Linked DNA regions of Homo sapiens: region 1 is linked to region 2. The links are chromatin loops, found by intact Hi-C in ENCODE. Cell type or tissue: Calu3. All regions are shown on one strand. Links, peaks and the distances in the headings refer to the core of each region. The heading gives the core; the rest is flanking DNA.

Evidence for each region. A loop is a pair of places that touch in the nucleus more often than their neighbours do. Peaks named below come from ENCODE experiments on the same cell type or tissue, not always from the same donor. Only the 100,000 strongest peaks of a DNase experiment are listed, where the experiment ranks them.
Region 1: a loop joins it to region 2, with 2.5 times the contacts of the local background. A loop is called at or near these places in 1 of 110 quality-filtered maps.

The regions. Positions count from the first base shown.
Region 1 is chr9:90,456,400-90,461,781 of GRCh38, forward strand. No RefSeq gene overlaps it. Among named protein-coding and RNA genes, the nearest start is that of LINC01508, 26 kb to the left of the region's middle. RefSeq lists an enhancer at 3,710-4,211. In Calu3, for the core only: a CTCF peak has its summit at 2,318 (motif pointing left); a DNase peak (open chromatin) is centred at 2,272.
Region 2 is chr9:90,391,249-90,396,630 of GRCh38, forward strand. All of the region lies in intron 1 of LINC01508 (long intergenic non-protein coding RNA 1508), which reads right to left. Among named protein-coding and RNA genes, the nearest start is that of LINC01508, 40 kb to the right of the region's middle. In Calu3, for the core only: no CTCF peak of the experiment used is centred there; DNase peaks (open chromatin) are centred at 2,703 and 3,213.

The DNA of each region.
Region 1 (5,382 bases), core at 285-5,284, 65 kb after region 2:
AGAAACCCCATCTCTACGAAAAATACAAAAAAGTTAGCTGGGCATGGTGGTGGGCACCTGTAGTCCCAGGTACTCGGGAGGCTGTGGCAGGAGAATCACTTGAACCCAGGAGGCGGAGGATGCAGTGAGCGGAGATTGTGCCACTGCACTCCAGCCTGGGTGACAGAGCGAGACTCTATAAGAAAAAAATAATAGAAAGACCCAAACACTTGTAATATTAAACACTGAAATACATGTGAGATATACACATATTTAAGATAATTTTTTATTCCATTTTTGGTGAATCAGCAAGGGACTGCAGTGGCAGTAGTGGTTGGTTAAATCAGGCAATAAGTGTTTGCAAGGCAAAAATTGTCAGGAGCACCTCCTACCACAACTCAGTTCAAAAGCAAGCAAGAACCAATCTGACGGGCCCGCTGAGCATCTTCGTACCTCATCGGTCCTTGTCACACATCTGCGTGATGATCATAGACCTTGCACATTTTTATTTTACAATAATTTGTATTCATCCTCTCATTCCTTTTTTGAGTCCTCTTATTTATTCCAATTTGTGGTAGTGGGTGGCCAGAGCCTGTCCCTGCAATGCAGGGTGAAAGGTGGAGCCCACCCTGGACAGGATGCCATCCATCATAGGGTGCACTCACACCCACCCATACCCGTTCACTCACACTGGGATGTGTGGACACACCCATCCACCTAACGGACGCACCTTTGTGATATGGGAGAAACCAGAGTACCCTGAGAAGAGCCACTTTCTCTGTAGGGAGAACTTGCAAACGCCACACATTCAGTGGCCCTTGGAAATCGGGAGCCACTTGTTTTTCTTATCAATGTTGTAACAAAACCATGCTGTTTGAGGCCCTGCTGAATCAGATCATGGCAAGTGTTGTGAATAAGAAATTCAAGACCAAAGGTCTGGCAACACCATGAGAAGAAGAGGGAGCAACAATATATAGAGTGGTGAAAGGAGGTCTTTTTGAGGTGAATATATTGGAACTAAGATTGAATGATGAGAAAGAGACAGTCATGTGATGATCTGGTTGGGAATTTCGGGTAGAGGGAATAGGTGCTGACACCTTACCTCTACCTACCATCATTCCTTCCCTAGCCCCATTAATGGGTCTACAAGGATGCATTCCCACTCACATCCACTGCATCCTTTGCGCTGATGCTCTGAAATGCAAGCCTGATTCCATCAGTTTCCAGGTCCTCCTGCTGTGCCTGTCAAAACACCCAATGGCTCTGTGTTGCTACTGCTCTTAGGGATAAATGTCCTTACCCTGGCAGCATGTGACCCGCTGGTCCAGGACCAGCCCATGCCTTCTTCTCCAGCCATGTGTCCACACCCTTCGGGCCCCACGAGCTGGTCAGCCTTCACGGCCATTGTACTTGCACACGTGCTGTTTTTCCTGTGGTCAGAGGCCCTTTTCACTTCTGTTTTCCTAGTAAATCCAGGCTCATCCTTTGGATTCCAGATTATTCCTCATTACCTCAGGAAAACCTTCCCTGAGGCATTTTTCTTGAATTAGATGACTCAACTGCATGTATTCAGGGCACGATGGTCTCCCTTACATAGCACTGATCACTCTGGAAATTTCCCATGCAATTTAGAATTATTTGATTAATGCCTGTCTATAAGATTCTGTTGTGTGGGGGATGTGCATGTGGTGTTTGTGTGTGTGGGAATATGTGTGTTGTATGGGGGATGTGTGTGTGTGTGTGTGTGTGTGTGCTGTGATGTGTATCTAGGAGAAAGAAGTGATAAATAATACTCAAGTCTCGGCAGTGTATATTTTATCAGCTGCTAGTAGAAGATGGATTGGGTTGGGTTTTTGTTTTTGACTTTTATTTTTATTTTTTAGGTTTTGCTATTACATTGTCCTAGGAGACTGTACAATTCTGCAAAAGTAATAAGTTATATTAAGTAATCTCAGAAGAATTCTGAAATAGAAGTGAATAAAAATTAAGTAAGGCAGTATTTAATAAGGAGGTTATTTTTTTTTTTTAATTTAAGCCCAAAACATATGAGGCACATATAAGAAGGCCCTTGGTAAATATTTTGAAGAAAAAAAAAGGTTTATTTCCTGCAGAAATTATTTTTGGTATTTATTGCAAAATAGAAAATCTAATTTTCTCAAAATTTTAAAACTGTTTCCATGACACAGCAACGTGGTGTGCAGAGCAGTCCTGGATGCCCATAGTATTTCCCTGGCTCTGCTCCCAGCCTCTCTGAAGCAGTGATTGCCCATTGATAGCTATGGAGTCCAAGGGTCATTTCCTGTGTACTGCCAGAGTCCCTGTGGCCACCTGCTGGTGACCAAGGAAGACCTCACAGCTGGGCTAGCTTGCTGATGGATGTCAGCAGCACCATCCCTGCCTCCCCTTCCCCGCTGCTGGGTACAACCCTTCAAGGCTGCAGGCGCCAGTCTTGCCGTAGCCTTCTGCTCTCAGTATTCTGTGGAGGTTTTCATAAAGAGATATTTTGTTTTCAGTAACACTTGGGTTGGACTGGACTGGATTGGACTGGAAACAATTTAAGCAAAAGTTATTTTTTATATAGACTCCAAATGACACTTTCTGACCCTCACTTGCCAGGTCAAATCACAATATAAATTTCTTGGAAATCAATTTCTTTTGTTTTTTTTTTCTGGAGACAGAGTCTCGCTCTGTTGCCCAGGCTGGAGTGCAGTGGCCTGATCTCAGCTCACTGCAAGCTCCGCCTCCTGGGTTCATGCCATTCTCCTGCCTCAGCCTCCTGAGTAGCTGGGACTACAGGCGTCCGCCACCACGCTCAGCTAATTTTTTGTATTTTTAGTAGAGACAGGGTCTCACCGTGTTAGCCAGGATGATCTCGATCTCCTGACCTCGTGATCCACCCACCTTGGCCTCCCAAAGTGATGGGATTACAGGCATGAGCCACTGCACCTGGCTGGAAATCAATTTTTTAAATAGTTGACAAAGATCTTTCCAAAACGATTTTCCCCACAAATCCGAGGCAAACAACTCCCATTTTGTCTCTTGTCCATGAACACAACATGAAATTGTGAAACTGGTTTCAGTTAGAGATGAGTTTCTGAAACTAGCCCACGAGGCACATGTAGATCAGAAATCAGAAGTTTATGCAAACATCTACAGTGTGTGCAGCTGTCTGCAGATGACACTGACAAAGGCCCTAAGACCTACTATCTTCTCCCTTCCACCTTCAACAACTTCCCTTGTTATCCTCTTATTACAACGTGTTTACCTACAAACATAAAACAAAGGTATACTAGGATTCTAACATAAAAGTTTGCATCTCTCTATATTTAAGCTGGCCTAAGTTACTATTAATTTATGTCCACTTGTTGATTCATTACTCATTTTGTAAGAGTCTATAAGAAGATATAGGCCTGAGTCTTTTTGAGTGAGGCTAAAGCTCCCAAAGAAAGAGTAGGCCGTAAAGAGGAGAGAGAGAGGCAGGGAAAATGCTGTGTGTCCACTATCATTTCTACAGATCACTGCAGAGCTATAATTATCTATAATACTGAAAGCTTCAGAAGGAGAAATTTCAGATCACTTTTACAAAACCTCTAGGACTAGAATTATCTGCAATACTTATAAAGATTTCAGCAAAAAAAAAAATCAGACAAAAACCATCTTTTTCTTTTGGCATAGCTAAGCCTGAAGCCTTGTGAATCTCAGCATGTACGTGTTGCTTAATTGTTGTGAGGGAGAAAATGAGGTCCAAAGACTGTCACATTTCAGCTTTCTGGGGAGTAGAGACGTCAATTCACATCAGCAAAAGATAAAGAGGTCACCTCTCAATCTGAGAGAACATCTCACCTTTCTGGGCACTCTGTAGATATGGCTCCCGGGAGGGTTGTGTTTTGGTTCTGGACGCATTATATTACAGCTACAGGAATTACATGTTGTGTTATTGCCTTTCATCACTAAAGGAAACCCAACATTTCCCTAATGGGAAACAATTGCCTCGGGAGTGGGCTCCGACAACTTTATTGTGCTGAGGAATGTAGCTGTGCTCAACCTGTAATTACAGTGACACAATAAACCTTGGCAAACGCCAGAGCAACCTTTGTTGTTGCCATGCATGCCTTCTGTCTGTTCTACCAGTGCTCCTGGGGACGTGCTTCCTCACATGCTTCAAATGCCCCATAAACAGAGCAGCCAGAGTCCTTATTTAAGTAGATGGACCCAGGCCCACCCTGGACTTATTACGTCAGAATCTCCAGGGAAGGACCGGAGAATTCAAGGTGGACATTTTTACTATTCACCAGTTTGGGAAATGTTGAGGGATCCCTGAAGTCCCTTTGAGGTCTAACTGCGCATGATAATCTCAGCTCATTGATCTCAATAAGATAAAAAATAAAGTAAACAAACAAAAAACAGGTAAATGAGAGTGACCCAAAAACACTTTTCAAAACACAGATTCCTTTTTCCTACAACCCTTGGTCATACTGAGATCTCTAAGGGCACTGGGTCTATTTGTGCTTTGAAATGACCTCCAGATTTGAGACAGCCTGTGATGGCAGCTCATATCTGGTGCTCATTTATAGAGCACCCATCATTTATTTATTTGGAAACTTTTGAGTGTTTATACTGTTCCCTACCCTCACATGTTTCCTATCCAATAAAACTACCATCACATAGTAGAGTTTTAAGCTCCACAGATAATAGAATAAGATATTACAAGTTTCTTGACCTCATGACACAATCTGGTTAGAAAAGCAAGAAAAATTCCTTAAAGTCAAGTAAAAGTGCATGTCAATCACATAAAAAATATTCCAAAGGAGCATGTGGTTGAGGGTTAAATAGCAATATAACCAACAGGTGCCTTGAAAAGGAGACTTGACTATGTGAAGCTGCTCTCAGAAGAAAATGTATAAATTAATAAAAGCATGAATCATTTATCCTGGAAAAGTTAAGTTACCTTGTTTTTGTTGGAACACTTTGTTGTATTGCTTTTGAAATGAAATTTATGTATCCTTTGCAAATAAAGAACTTAAATATACAATATTTTGCATGAATGTCAAGTCAAGACAATCCTAAGCAAAAAGGACAAAGCTGGAAGTGTCACGCTACCTGACTTCAAACTATACTACAAGGCTACAGTAACCAAAATAGCATGGTACTGGTACCACAACAGATGTATAGACCAATGGAGCAGAGTAGAGGTGTCAGAAATAATGCCACACATCTACAACCATCTGATCTTTGACAAACCTGACAAAAACAAGCAATGGGGAAAGGATTCCCTATTTAATAAATGGTGTTGGGAAAACTGGCTAGCCATATGCAGAAAACTGAAACTGGACCCCTTCCTTACTTCTTATACAAAAGTTAACTCAAGATCGATTAAAGTCTTAAATTTAAGACCTAAAACCA
Region 2 (5,382 bases), core at 295-5,294:
CTGGAGTGTGCTTCTTAGTCCCCAATTTAGAGACAGCAGGTTCCTATGCTGAAAGCTTTCTGTGCGTTTCAGAGAGATGTTTATAATTATCCAGTGTTAGGGCAGCAGCAGCCCCATTCCACATCGTGATGTTGTAGTGGCGCCAAGGTTTTATCAGTCTTCAGTATTTCTGGAAGATTTCAATTTAGAAAACCGAGAAATGATTTTTCTCCCCTTGTGATTGAATTCATTTCCCCAATTAACAAATATACGCCAGTGGAAATTACATAAGTTCAATAAAATACAATTTTTGTACTTCAATTATGGAGCTATTGTTTCCTCCTATGAAAATACCTTGTCTCCTCTCAATATTACATTGAACCTCCTCCTCTCCCAAAATAAGATTTCCCTACTAAAATATTGAAAACTAAATTTCCAACATGTGAATGAACAAAGCCAGTTAAGGATAATAGCTGGAGCTGGATATGATAAGGCAAAAATTTCTGGTTTGTGTAATCAATCCTGTTACCAATTCTACTAAAATCCCAGACCTGATTGATCATTAGCATTTACTGAGGATTCTTTGTTGCCAATTGAAACTACCTGAATGAGAACCTCTGAGTGGTGGGAACCATGAATTTTGGTTTTTAATAAGGCCCTGAGAACATCTTGGTGATTGTCTATGTTGGCCATGGTTCTCACCTAGACAATGTGTAAATTAATTTGATTGTGCTAATCATTACACAATGTACATGTATATCAAATCATCATGTTGTATATTTTAAATATATACAATTCTTTATTTGTGAATTAAATATATCTTTAAAATCTCAGTGTCAAGGCCATGATTACATCAATTAAATTGGATGTGCTGGGAACGGAACCAGGCACTGGCAGTTTCAAAGTCCTTCAAGTGATTCCAGGGTTTCACAAAGACTAAGAATCATTATACTGGTTCAAAAACATTTTTTAAATGCCAAAACTATAGTTTGGGTTGCAATGACAAGAAGACTTATCTACCTCCAATGCAGTGCAAATAGAAATATTTAAATTATCTCTTTAAAAAAGTATTTTTTTTCAACTTTTTATCCTGTCTCCTAATCCCAGCAACAGGATGTTTCACTATTCCTTGTAGTTTCTTATGAAGACGCATTAAAAAGTTACCACTCATTTTCTGTTATATACGTCAATAGCCATATAGTCTATAACCAGGTTTCTCCTAAGAGGAATAAAACATGCTAAACTTTTTTTCTGTCAATAATCATGCTTCAGCTGAAAAATTGTTAAAATAAAAATTAAGCATTTGCAAAACTGTTTTTAAGGAAGATTCAGAGATATGCAAATATCTAGGCACAATTTGATACCATGTTCATGTTAAAAGTATAACTTTCAAAAGTGAAAAAAAAAATGACCATCAAACAAATATAAAATGAATGCAGGGCCAGGAGAGGTGGCTCATGCCTGTCATCTCAGCACTTGGCGAGGCTGAAGCAAGGGGATCACTGAGCCCAAGGGTTTGAGACCAGCCTGGGTAACATAGTGAGACACCGTCTCTACAAAAAATTAAAAAAAAAAAAAATAGCTGTGCATAGTGACTCACGCCTATAGGCCCAGCTACTCAAGAGGCTTAGGTGGGAGAATCGCTTGAGCCCAGGAGGTCGAGGCTGCAGTGAGCTGTGATCATGCCACTGCACTCCAACCTGAGTAACAGAGCAAGACCCTATCTCAAAACACAAACATACACGCAAAGACATGAAAGGATATCAAAGATTTTATTCAACTTATTAATGAGGGAGTCAGTAAGCTTATAAAGCTGGTTCAAAGAGTATTTAAAGAGGTTTTTTTTTTTTTTTTTTTGAGACGCCCAAGGTGGAGTGCAGTAGCGCAATCTCGGCTCGCTGCAAGCTCCGCCTCCCGGGTTCACGACATTCTCCTGCCTCAGCCTCCTGAGTAGCTGGGACTACAGGCGCCCGCCACCACGCCAGGTTAATTTTTGTATTTTTTGTAGAGACGGGGTTTCGCCGTGTTAGCCAGGATGGTCTCGATCTCCTGACCTCGTGATCCGCCCGCCTCATCCTCCCAAAGTGCCGGGATTACAGGCGTGAGCCACCATGCCCGGCCTTAAAGAGGTAGGTTGTATACCCAATTTAAAGTAATGTTATTCTAAGTTTGTTAAATTGGATAGAAAACTGGCTAAAATCCTACTGGTCCAGAGTCTGTGACACCTTGGGACATATGTTCTCTACCAGACAGAAACTATTTGTATCTCTATCAGCCAAAAATCTACAAGTTAAAGTGTAACTTCATTTAACTGGGGACCATTAGCTAGCAATGAGTCACACAAGGTCTATTCCTCCAAATAAGCCCTTGCTGGGCCTGTTAAATTGCCCCCAAAGGACACTGAGAGATAGACACTTGCATTTTTGTCTTATGGTCATGTTGTGAGTAATTTTTAAAATATCTATATATCAGCCACTACTTAACTACATTTTCCTTAAGCAACTTTAAATGAAAACATTTTACAAAGTTAAAATACAGATACTCATACATCGCTAGGTGAGGACCACCCTCTCTCCCTTTAGGTCCTGACTTGGCCTTAAACTTCCCAGCATAGCCTAAGAAAGTCACTACCGAACACGAATCAGACTGGGCGCAGGTGACCTAACCTTTCCGTGTGAGTATTAAGGTGTGCTTTCGCTCCTGGGTAGAAACACTTCCTGGTGTCACATGGAGTTCAATGGAGCTGACGCAACTTTCTTCCTGCTGCCACTCAACTTGAGAAAGCTCATGCCTATAAGTGCTGAACTCAGGGAGGCAATTCCAGGTTTGTTCCTCAGTTCTCCAAGAGCCACCTCCTGCTTTATGTGGCTCAAAAGACTGAGGAAGCAGAAAGAACATGCCAGACTCTCAATCAGCTTGCAGCGAGCCTTCGACTCCAAGCTTCCCGATGGGAGAGCAACAGGCGTCCCAAACAATTCAGTTTCCTTAGTCTCAAACACTACTTTATTAATTAATTAAGTTGCACTTACACAGTCTGTATGAGTTAAAGATAATTTATTTTTAACACTCAGGACCAGAATAGCTTTTGTTTTTATTCATTTATTTATTTATCTTTATTTATTTTATTTTTTTTTTTTGAGACGGAGTCTCACTCTGTTGCCCAGACTGAGCGAAGTGGCGCAATCTCGGCTCACTGCAAGCTCCGCCTACCGGGTTCACACCTTTCTCCTGCCTCAGCCTCACGAGTAGCTGGGACTACAGGCGCCCGCCACCACGCCCAGCTAATTTTTTGTATTGTTAGTAGAGACAGGGTTTCACCGTGTTAGCCAGGATGATCTCAATCTCCTCACCTCGTGATCTGCCCGCCTCGGCCTCCCAAAAGTGCTGGGATTACAGGCATGAGCCACTGCGCCCGGCCTGCTTTTATTTTTTAACTTCATCCAACCTACTCTTTACTTACTGTTTGCATGCATTATCCCTATTGATTTAATTCATCTTAGGGGCAGATTACTCATTGCCCCACAGTGAATATTAAGTTTTAATGGTGTAAGCTAAAAATAAAATCCTAAGCCCCTGACAGACTGAACAGACTCCCTGTTGACCAAGGAGACCCCAGAAAATCTAAGATGAATTAAATCTTATAATCTCTATGTTAACATTAATGATAGTAGCTTGTGCCTAAACTCCAAAAGGTGGAAAGTGTAACGAGGCATGTCTGACCGCCCTTCCTGTCATGGCCAGGAATTCAGTTTTTAATGTTTTTCTGGGATCTCCATGACCAACAGGGAGTCTGTTCAGTTGGCTGGGGGCTTAGGATCTTATTTTTAGCTTACACCACTAAAATTAAATATTAAACAGACTCTTTGTGGCAATAAGACAGCAAATCATAAAAAAGACCTAAAGCTATGTAAGGAAAGAGTTGAGTCATGCCCTGCAAACCATAAAATCTTGTTAAATGGGTTTTTTAATTAACCGAGTATAATGTGGCTTACTTTCCAACCTGACTCTAGTATAACATCATATGGCAGATAGCAGACCCCCTTATCTTAAGCACTTCTTGCTACTGACTTGAAGTCTTCAGACAAAGCTTAACTCTTTCAACCCATTGTCAACTAAAGAATCTCTAAAACCCACCTATACCTTCTAAGCCTCCATTTCAAGATGCCCTGCCTTTTTGGGCTTAACCAAGGTATGCTTTTCATGTATTGATTTATAATTTTACCTACAATTTCTGTCTCCCTAAAATGCATAAAACCAAATTGTAACCCCACTGCCTAGGGAACACTTACTCAAGGCTTTTGAGTTTGTGTTTTCTCCAGGCTGCAGTCACTTATATTGGCTCAGAATAAATTCTTTAAAATATTTCAGTGTTTGGTTTTTTCATTAACAATGGAGACTCACTGCAAGCTAAAAAAGTGGAGAATTTCCTCGTAATGTGAGGTGGACTTAAATAGAAGTATTTCAGCAGCAGCCCCAAATTTCTTTTGACAGACACCCCCCACCACACCCTCACCTACCATCACTTCCCTCACTGTATCTCTCATTCTCGTCCCTTTTCTCTTGCCTTCCTCCACCACCTGCACTCTTCCTTGTCCCTCAGTCTGATGCTTGTTTCCCCTAGTACCCCTTCTTTCTCCTCCCCACTGTCACTCCCAGCTGCCCTTCCTGGGACTCCTCTCCCTGCTGTTGCTTCACCTTCCCCCGTCTTGACACCCCCTTTTCCTCCTCACTCCAATATCTCCTCTCACTTCCATGCCCTTTCTGCTCAGACGAGCTCCCTTCCTGGACCTGTGCTTCTCCCAGACCCCATCTGGACCTGCCCTGCTCCTCCACTCTCCTGTGCCCTCCCCAGCCTTGCCAGCAGGCAGGCATTTCACTCAGACTTCCCATCTGGGCTTGATTTACTCAGACGTCTGATGGTTACGTCACTGAACAACTTTTCTGAATCATCTTACTACTGTGAAAAAGTATAGCCTGGTGCAGTGGCTCACACCTGTAATCCCAGCACTTTGGGAGGCCGAGGCGGGCAGATCACCTGAGGTCATGAGTTCGAGACCAGCCTGACCAACATGAAGAAACCCCATCTCTACTAAAAATACAAAAAAATTAGCTGGGCATGGTGGTGCATGCCTGTAACCCCAGCTACTCAGGAGGCTGAGGCAGGAGAATTGCTTGAACCCAGGAGGAGGTTGTGGTGAGCCAAGATCACGCCATTGCACTCCAGCCTGGGCAACAAGAATGAAACTCCATCTAAAAAAAGAAAAAAGGAAAAGTATAAATTTACAGATTTCTCTACTAACCAAAGGGCAATATACCAGTGTTCCTTGTTTTAGGCCTGGTTCTGACTAATATTAACACCTCATCGGAACTGGTAAGTAGCAAAACTACTGGAAAACCCACTAG